Linked DNA regions of Homo sapiens: region 2 is linked to region 1. The links are chromatin loops, found by intact Hi-C in ENCODE. Cell type or tissue: heart right ventricle. All regions are shown on one strand.

Region 1 (5,000 bases):
TTTCTTATTGGAATTGGGTTTTGACCAGGGAGATGAGCCCTAAGAGCTTGGCAGCTCTCAGCTGTCAGATGAACAGCCCAGGTGGCAAGAAGAGATAGCAGAGGGAGTGAGTGGTGACTGGTCAGAGGAGAGAGGCTTCCTTTCTGCATATAAAATGGCGCTCTTGACCTTTACCCCCCTGACTAGAATGTCCATTTCCTTGAATGCAGGGACTTGATTTTGTTCACTACTGTGTCCCCAGTGCCCATAACAATGCCCTGCCATGGTTGGTGCTCAGAAAGTATTTGCTGGTTGATGAATCAGAGGCTATAAAGGGAGATAAAGCAAAAAAAAAAAAAAAAAGAGAGAAAGCAGTACAGCCTGATTCAAGCAGTGTTTGTTAAAATACCAGGCATTTTATTGCCTCTGCAAAGATATTCTCTCATAAAGCTGATCTTTAGTAAGAGTGAAGGCAGGCTGGGCATGGTGGCTCACTCCTGTAATCCCAGCACTTTGGGAGGCCGAGGCGGGTGGATCATGAGGTCAGGAGATCAAGACCATCCTGGCTAACACGGTGAAACCCTGTCTCTACCAAAAATACAAAAAATTAGCCGAGCATGGTGGTGTGTGCCTGTAGTCCCAGCTGTTCGGGAGGCTGAGGCAGGAGAATGGCAACCCGAGAGCAGAGCTTGCAGTGAGCCAAGATTGCGCCACTGCACTCCAGCCTGGGCGACAGAGCAAGACTCCGTCTCAAAAAAAAATAAAAGAGTGAAGGCATTCCTCCCCTCTCTTATTTTTTCAAGCATCCCTCTTAGGTTGCCTTTGTCTGTCTCTAATCCTCCACAAATGTTTGCATACATGGAATTAAACTTTGTGATACTCTCTAAGAGCTTCACTGATGAAAGTGTTCTGTATATGCTTGTCTTTTTTTGTTGTTGTTGTTGAGACAGAGTCTCGTTCTGTCACCAAGGCTGGAGTGCAGTGTGATCTCGGCTCACTGCAACCTCCGCCTCCTGGGTTCAAGCAATTCTCCTGCCTCAGCCTTCCAGATAGCTGGGATTACAGGTGCCTGCCACCACACCCAGCTAATTTTTGTATTTTTTTAGTAGAGATGGGGTTTCGCCATGTTGGCCAGGCTAGTCTCAAACTCCTGACCTCAAGTGATCCGCCCACCTCGGCCTCCCAAAGTGCTGGGATTACAGGTATGAGCCACCACTCCCAGCCATTTTTTTTTTTGTATAATATCATTTGCCATTAAAATATAATGAAATGCAATGGTATTTTCTGCTTTTAGGGTTCCTTGTGTTTTAATTAAAGCTATTTAATAGGAACAAAAGAGAAACTTTGGTCTTGGTGAATGCTTTGTATGTCTCTTCGTCTTTCACCTGTGGTTGTCTGTCTGTCTCCCTGCCTAATTATCCTTTTCCTGTCCTCCAATAGATTGCCAGCATGACAGGTGGAGAGCCCCTTTAACTCTTTTGGTGTGTATGTGTCTTTGGTTAGATCGAATTTTTTGGTCAGATTTATTTTCCTAAAATGCTTTACTTAGAAAATATTTTCATTGTTTTATAGCTTTAACTTTTTATTTTGCTGTTGTGTGTGTGTAGGTCTGTTTTTCTTCTGCTTTTTCAGTTGCTGCATATCACTTTGTCAATGTTCTTTTTAGCTTAGTGCTTTTTTTTTTTATATTGCTTTTGTTTGTTTATACAATAGAGAACCAGTTAATGGTTTGTGGGATAAATTTTTTCTGTGTCTATCCTGGAGTCTTGCTAGGAATCCTATTCATAGATGATCCGGGAAGATGTGTCTTGATGTGTAATACTATTGTATAAGCTTGACTTGATTAGCTTTCTCTATGTTATTTTCATTGTCTTTAATTATTACTCAGCCAGTGCTTCTCTGTGTAGCAGAGTGTTAAATATGCATATAATTTGGCAGTTTGGTACTTGGAAATACAGAAAATCAAAGTTTAAAAAAAAAATTTCCCCTCCATTTTACTACCCTTTTCACCTTTCACCTTTATGGGGGCCAGGAAGGAATTTTCTTTTTTCTTTTTTTTTTGCTGTTGCCTAGGCTGGATTATAGTGACTCAGTCTCAGCTCACCGCAACCTCTGCCTCCCAGGCTCAAGCCATCCTTCTACTTCAGTCTCCTGAGTAGCTGAGACTACAAGCATGCACCATGCCCAGCTAATTTTTGTATTTTTTTGTGGAGATGAGGTTTTGCCATGTTCCCCAGGTTGGTCCCAAACTCCTGAGCTCAAGTGATCCGCCCTCTTTTGCCTCCCAGAGTGCTTGGATTACAGGCATAAGCTACTGCACCCAGCAGAATTTTCAAATGTCTTGCATTGCTTTAGAAATTCTGAAGGATAAATGGTGCTGATTTGGTCCTTTTGCTTTATCAACACTAGTTCTGTTCCTGTCTGTGTGGAATTTTAGTATATGAAGAGTGTATTGTTGTTCCGCACATAATTAACACAGTAAAATATATATAGTATTAGGTGCTTAGTGTTTTACATATATTATTGCAATAAATCCTTACAATAACCCCAGTGAGATATGGCTATTTTATTTATTTATTTATTTTTGAAACAGAGTCTCGCTCTGTCGCCCAGGCTAGAGTGCGGTGGCGCGATCTCGGCTCACTGCAACCTCTGCCTCCTGGGTTCAAACGATTTTCCTGCCTCAGCCTCCCGGGTAGCTGGGATTACAGGCGCATGCCACCATGCCTGGCTAATTTTTTGTATTTTAGTAGAGATGGGGTTTCACCATGTTGCCCAGACTGGTTGCGAACTCCTGAGTTCAGGCAATCCACCCACTTTGGCCTCCTGAAGTGCTAGGATTACAGGCATGAGCCACCGCGCCTGGCCAGATATGGCTATTAATAATTCCATTTTACAGATGAGGAAAATAAGGCTTAGAGACATTACTTCTCATTGAGTAATGGCAAAATTGAACTTGGGTATATCTGACTCCAGAGTCTCACTCCTAACCATTATACCAGCTGCCCTTTGTTATGCTATACCACTTCTTAGATTGGTTTCATATTACAGTTTACCCTTGAACAGCAAATGCAGTTTGAACTGCACGAGTCACTTATATGCAGATATTTTTCAACCAAACGAGGATCGAAAATATAGTGTTTGCAGGATGCGAAACCACCCATATGGAGGACCAACTGGGGACTTGGGTGTGGGCAGATTTTGGTATAGACAGACATCCTGGAACCAATCCCTTGCGTGTACCAAGGGACAACTGCATTTTTAGCCTTGTAGTAATCTCCCAGTTAAGCACAGGTAGATTATTCACACAGGGTTTATGCCCTTGGTCCATTTTTTTCACCAGCCTTGTCTTGGCTGTGACACCTATCCTGATTCCCTTTCTGATTCTCCATCCAGGGTGGGCCCATGTACAACTCACTTTTTGTACCACTTCAGTTGTTTCTACTCTTGCCTCCTTTCTCTACACAGTGTAATCTGTCTTTCGCTGACTTGAGAAGAATAATTTGCTTGTCTCAGTAACCTCCCTGTCTTCATTAACTAGAAAATGATTGACAGTTTAGATCAAGATAATTGCTTGATTTAATGTTTCAAGTAAAACTTTCTGTAATAGTAGACAGCTGACAATCATCTATTCTCACATAGGACTTTGGGCTTCCATGAGGCACTTTAAAATCAAATCCAGCCGGGCACAGTAGCTCATGCCTATAATCCCAGCACTTTGGGAGGCTGAGGTGGGCAGATCACCTGAGGTCAGGAGTTTGAGACCAGCCTAACCAACATGGCAAAACCCCACCTCTACTGAAAATACAAAAATTAGCTAGGCGTGGTGGTGCACACTTGTAATGTCAGCTATTTGGAGGCTGAGGCAGGAGAATCACTTGAACCCGGGAAGTGAAGGTTGCAGTGAGCTGAGATTGCACCATTGCACTCCAGCCTGGGTGACAAAGCGAGACTCCATCTCAATAAATAAATAAATAAAGTAAAAAATAAAATGAGAGATCATCAATTCTATTCTTTAAGTTCACATTTTGCCACCAAAAATAGGCAAGGGATTATGTGGGTCAGTAACATTCATAATTATTGTTAGAGGAGGTCTTTGGGCTTATGGTTTTTAATTCTTTAAGCATTCTCTCATACTTTTAATTAGAAGGGATGTTTTAAGAGTTACTTGAACCTGTCCTTTAGAGGAGTGTCTGCTCAGTTGTTAACATTAAAAAATTGCTAGCCAAAGACTGGGATAGGGGAGGTGAACTAACAGTTGTTGAGAACTGTTTATGTGCTTGGCATTTTATATACATTATCTTTTTAAAAATTGCTCATGTCTAGATTCAAAGGAGAATGTAGGGGAAAAGGGTAGTTAAAAGAAAATGGTAAATGAGAGAAAATCCTCTCATATATATTTCCGTAGGATTTACAAGACCAGCTAGAGGATATGATGGAAGATGCAAATGAAATCCAAGAAGCACTGAGTCGCAGTTATGGCACCCCAGAACTGGATGAAGATGATTTAGAAGCAGGTAAGTTATGAGAAAAGTAATGTATATTTAGTTTTGGAGTCCAAAAGCAACAGCTGCCTGGGACCTTTTCTCAAATGCTAGTGAAAATTTCTATCAGGATTTCCTGAAGGTTAGTTTATGGTACTGTCCCTGGGCAAAGAGCTTGTGAGGCAGCCACATCAGATTGCATACTCCACCAACAACAGTGGGATGGATCAACTCTGAAGGAAGTCCAGGTACAGGCTGACCTGGTGCTTGGTATCTGTAAGTGTCCTCCACGTGGCCTTTCCTTGCTGTATTCCTTTTGATTTTGTTCTCACTATTTTCCTAGTTGGAGTCCTCTCCCTCAGAACAGCAAAACCAATTAAGAAACAATAATTAGGGCCAGGTGCCCTAATCCCAGCACTTTGGAAGGCCAAGGTAGGCGGATCCACTCAAGCCCAGGAGTTCGAGACCTGGCTGAGCAATATGGCGTCACCCCGTCTCTATAAAAAATACAAAAATTACCCAGGCATGGTGGTGTGC
Region 2 (5,000 bases), 55 kb after region 1:
GGAGTATTAGAATAACAAAAAAGACATGAGACTTACAGAAAACTAAAAAAGACGAACATAAATCCAGCTATAACAGTAACATTAAATGTGAATGGATTGAGCAAAAGCAGATATTTTTGAGTTTTGATTTATTTATTTTTTATAGAGGTGGAATCTCACTCTATTTCCTGGGCTGATCCCGAACTCCTAGGCTCAAGCAGTCCTCCCACCTTGGCTTCTCAAAGTGCTGGGATTACAGGCATGAGCCACTGCACCCAGCCAAAAGCAGAAATTTTTTAGACTGGATTTAAAAAACAAGATCCAACTATATGCTCTCTTGAGATGGAGTCTTGCTCTGTTGCCCAGGCTGGAGTGCAGTGGCATGATCTTGGCTCACTGCAACCTCCGCCTCCCAGGTTCAAGCGATTCTCCTGCCTCAGCCTCCTGAGTCGCTGGGATTACAGGTGGGCGCCACCACGCCTGGCTAATTTTTTTGTATTTTTAGTAGAGACAGGGTTTCACCATGTTGGTCAGGCTGGTCTCAAACTCCTGACCTCATGATCTGCCCACCTCGGTCTCCCAAAGTGCTGGGATTACAGGCGTGAGCCACCGCACCAGGCCATGGAGACAATCTTTATAGTCAAAGATACAATGAGGCTGAAAGTTAAAGAATAGAAAAAGTACACCATGTAAACAGTAGCCATAAGAGACCCCAGGTGATCCCCATAGGGTCCTGGAAACAGGACTTGTCCTAAACCTAGTTTAGCAGCATGGATGCAGGCACCACCAGACATTCACAGAGCTCTAGTCAGTCAGACTGTGGATCATGGCTTCTGATTATTTATAATCCCCAGATGACTTTCAGAGTCGACAGCATTCCACTAAAGTCATCCATGGCTACAGTTTTAGGGAGATTCAAGTCTACACTGGAGATGTGGGGCCTGAGGAAAAAGAAGATTTATTCTGTGTTTTTGTTATTTGTTTTGAAACAGGGTCTTGCTCTGTCACCTAGACTGGAGTTCAGTGGTGCGATCACAGTTCACTGTAGCCTCAACGTCCCATGCTCAGGAGATTTTCCCACCTCAGACTCCTGAGTAGCTGGGACTGTAGGCCTGCATCACCACTCCTGGCTAATTTCTTGTTTTTGTGCTTTTTTTTTTTTTGGTAGACACAGGGTTTCACCATGTTCCCAGGTGATCTCGAGCTCCTGGGGTCAAGCGATCCTCCCACCTCAGCCTCTCAAAGTGCTGGAATTATAGGCATGAGCCACCACACTTGGCCTTTTTTTGACTTAGGCAAATCGTCGTATACTTTAAAGCATATTCCAGTGTCTAAGCTGGGCCCTGAAGTTGTCAGAAAAGGCCCAGTCTGCCAGATGAAGGGAAGATAGGGAAGAAGCATTGACTGCATACTTCCCTCAACTCTGATTCTGGAGTTGCAGGGCATGGAGGGGAAGACCAGTGTGGCTAGCAAATTTGGGAGTATGAAAATGAGTAGTTGCAGTTTTCATTTCCAGCTCTTTTCGTTTTTATTAAAGATTTCATTCATACCTGTGAAAAGCTCTGCCATGAAGGAGACTGTGGACCATGCTCTCGCACATCAGTTATTTCCTGCAGATGCTCTTTCAGAACAAAGGTAAATCCTAAACAATGCTAGAGTTGTTGCCATCAATGTTTTCTTTAAAATGGTGATTATGGGAGGGGAGGAATCAAAATAACCTCAGTAGATTAGGTATGGGAAGTGGTTGTGGCACTCAAGGTCCAGAGGCCTATAGTGGGATAAGGCAAATATACAGATCACTCTACCAAATACAGGTGTGATAGTCTGAAAAGGGGAACAGTAGCACTGTTGCAAGGAGTCAGCCAACTAAGAAGTTAGAGGAAACACAGTCCATATGACCACCCACTTGTGGCACCAACTTTTGATACCAATTGAAAGTTCAGTGGTCCCTAAGACCACCTGCGAGGCTTGATAATTTGATAAAAGGACTCACCGAACTTGCTGGTGGTTACACTCATGGTTAGAGCTTTACTACAAGGAGGTTACAGTTTTATTACAAGGAAAAGGATACAGATTAAATCAGCCAAGGGAAGAAGTATGTAGGACAGAGTCCAAAAAAATACCAAAGGTGGAACTTCATTTGTCCTTTCCCTGTGGAGTCAGGAAAGTATTACTCTCTCCGCTTCAGTGTGTGCCAGCATACATGGAATATTGCCAACCAGGAAAGTTCACCCAGACCTGTGTGTTCAGTTTTTATTGGTGCTCTATTGTGCAATCATAGTTGACTGCCCATGTGGCTAATCTCAGTCTCCAGTCTCTCCCGAGGTGTACCGATACCATGTGACCCAAAACCCCTGCCCTAAAACTATCCAGTGTGGCCAGCCTGCTCCTAAATCACGTAATTGGACTATCCAGTGACTCAAGACTCCAGGCAAACAATGACACTTATATCAGGCATGGCATTCCACTAGGCTTAGAGATTACCTCTCAGAAGCCAAGCACAAAGGCCAGACTCTCTTTAAGTAAGGTTTAATTCTTCACTGTACATCTGTTTTGTCAGTTTCTACTTTCTGGTGAAAGCCTGGATGGTTTTTATTTTTCTTTTTTTTTTTTTAATTTTATTTATTTATTTTGAGACAGAGTCTCACTCCATCACCCAGGATGGAGTGCAGAGGCGCAGTCTTGGCTCACTGCAGCCTCCACCTCCCAGATTCAAGTGATTCTTATGCCTTAGCCTCTGGAGTAGCTGGAATTACAGGTGCATGCCATCACACCCGGCTAATTTTTGTATTTTTAGTAGAGACGGGATTTTGCCATGTTGGCCAGGCTGGTCTCAAACTCCTGACCTCAAGTGATCCTCCTGCCTCAGCCTCCCAAAGTGCTGGGATTACAGGTGTGCACCACCACTCCTGGCTAATTTTTGTATTTTTAGTAGAGGTGGGGTTTCACCATGTTGGCCAGGCTGGTCTTGAACTCCTGACCTCAGGTAATCTACCCGCCTCAGCCTCCCAAAATGCTGGGATTACAGACGTGAGCCACTGTGCCCAGCCTACCTTGGATAGTTTTCATCAGACTTTATGTTATAAAAAGTCTTCGGGTGATTCAGCTTGGGGAACACACTGAGTGTTGATTTATCCTGCTCTTTGACCTACTTAGTCATTTTAGTGTATATCAACATTTGTCCCAGTAGAGTACAAGCCAGGGTGGAGACAGAATTGTGAACCGTTGGTTCTGTTAAACACAATGCAGGGTCTGGCAGCATCTGACTTGCGAATAATTCTGAGGATATAGTCCATAAATGGGAAGCTAGTTTAATAGGAAAACTTCAGAAAAAAGGGAAAAGTAGTATAATTTACATGTTACAAAAGTTGTGTAATCATATATGGGTTTTTTCCTGAAAGAAATTACAATATACATAGGATAACAGAGGCATTTTTGAATGTCAGGTATGGGACCACTTTTGTACTTTGTAAATACTGTATTAAAGACTGAGATGCTGTGATTTGGCAATCATAAATTTAGTAATGCCCAGAGATGCTCTTTGTGATCTGTGTGACTGAAAATTGTAAGCAGGGTTGGGACATGTAAGCTGGAAGTGGCTGCTGTCAGTTTTCTTCATTCTCCCACAATCCCTCTTTCTATCTCTACGTTTTCTTGCTTCTCATTGACTCTTTGTCCTCACTCCCTCTAATAGTGGACTCCATGGCAGTGAGTGTATTCTTGAAAAGCTATGTGTAAGTTGAATTTTTGCAAGTAGAAGTCCTTAAATTGCAGGAGGAGCTCACTGTCAATACAAACTCTGTTAAACCTGTTTGACAAAGTAAAAAAAAAACTCTTCAAAAAGCTGATAATTGGCTGGGTGTGGTGGCTCACGCCTGTAATCCCAGCACTTTGGGAGGCTGAGGTGGGCGGATCATGAGGTCAGGAGATTGAGACCATGGTGAAACCCCGTCTCTACTAAAAATACAAAAAATTAGCCAGGCACGGTGGTGGGCGCCTGTAGTCCCAGCTACTCGGGAGGCTGAGGCAGGAGAATGGTGTGAACCCAGGAAGTGGAGCTTGCAGTGAACCGAGATTGCACCACTGCGCTCCAGCCAGGGCAACAGAGCAAGACTGTCTCAAAAAAAAAATAAAAAAAATAAGCTGATAATTATCACCTCATTGTTTAACTAGATTTTTCATGAATATGGATTTTTCATGACATGGTTTTGGTAATGGAATGGGCTTTTCCACAGAAGTGAGTTTTCTAGATAAATAAAACATTTCTTAAAACTTCAAAGGTTGTTTTCATTTCATCACTTTGGTGGGATTCTGATAAATGTATGCTGTGTCTATGTCTTCATAAAGCATGCTATATTTAAGTCTTTATGGTAATTCATGTGCAGGAATTTATGGGAGTTCTGCCTTTCCTGACAATTGTAGATAACCACTCCTGCATATCATTTCTTCCATATAATCCAGTGTTCACTGATGGGAGCATTAACTCAGTTTCATGAGTCACTTTTGCTTTATATCTGTAGAGAGCATATAGGGAACTTTTTCATATCATCAATCCCAGACACCTCATTTTTTATCTGAAATGTATATTTTCCAGCCAAGAACCTTTTATTGCTTAGACTTCTTCACATCTGTTATCAACTTCAGTAGCTGCTTTTTTTTTTTTTTTCAGGATAATTTTTACGAAGAGGGGACTTTTAAAGTCATTTTTCTCATTTCTGAGTACATGGCAACCTGTAAATGACATCAAAGCCAAAATCAGATGTAGAAGCCGGGCAGCTAGCCAGACTCATTCTACCCCAAGTGACTGACTTCCTTCCCACACACCATCATCACTACACACGATTTTTAGGATCATGCCTTAGCAAAATTACGTGATAGACCTTTTAGACCACTCACATGTAGTGGAAACCAAACTTTAGAGGCCAAACCAAAGATCCTGCTTTATTTCACTTTGCTGTAGTTTTGTGATATTATCAGGTGTGCTCTGAAGTGTGTAGAGCCGTTTGTCCCTGCATTAAATG

The links. Hi-C counts contacts between places; a loop is a spot of excess contacts. Peaks named below come from ENCODE experiments on the same cell type or tissue, not always from the same donor. Only the 100,000 strongest peaks of a DNase experiment are listed, where the experiment ranks them.
Region 2: it touches region 1 in a loop (5-fold over the local background); 13 of 110 quality-filtered maps call a loop at or near these places.

Annotation. Positions count from the first base shown.
Region 1 is chr9:33,272,069-33,277,068 of GRCh38, forward strand. It overlaps CHMP5 (charged multivesicular body protein 5), which reads left to right. Exons shown (of 8, transcript NM_016410.6): 6 at 4,388-4,496. Among named protein-coding and RNA genes, the nearest start is that of CHMP5, 9.5 kb to the left of the region's middle. In heart right ventricle, no CTCF peak of the experiment used is centred here; no DNase peak of the experiment used is centred here.
Region 2 is chr9:33,327,065-33,332,064 of GRCh38, forward strand. NFX1 (nuclear transcription factor, X-box binding 1) reads left to right here. Exons shown (of 24, transcript NM_002504.6): 10 at 1,517-1,614. Among named protein-coding and RNA genes, the nearest start is that of NFX1, 39 kb to the left of the region's middle. In heart right ventricle, no CTCF peak of the experiment used is centred here; a DNase peak (open chromatin) is centred at 2,247; H3K27ac peaks cover 3,229 bases.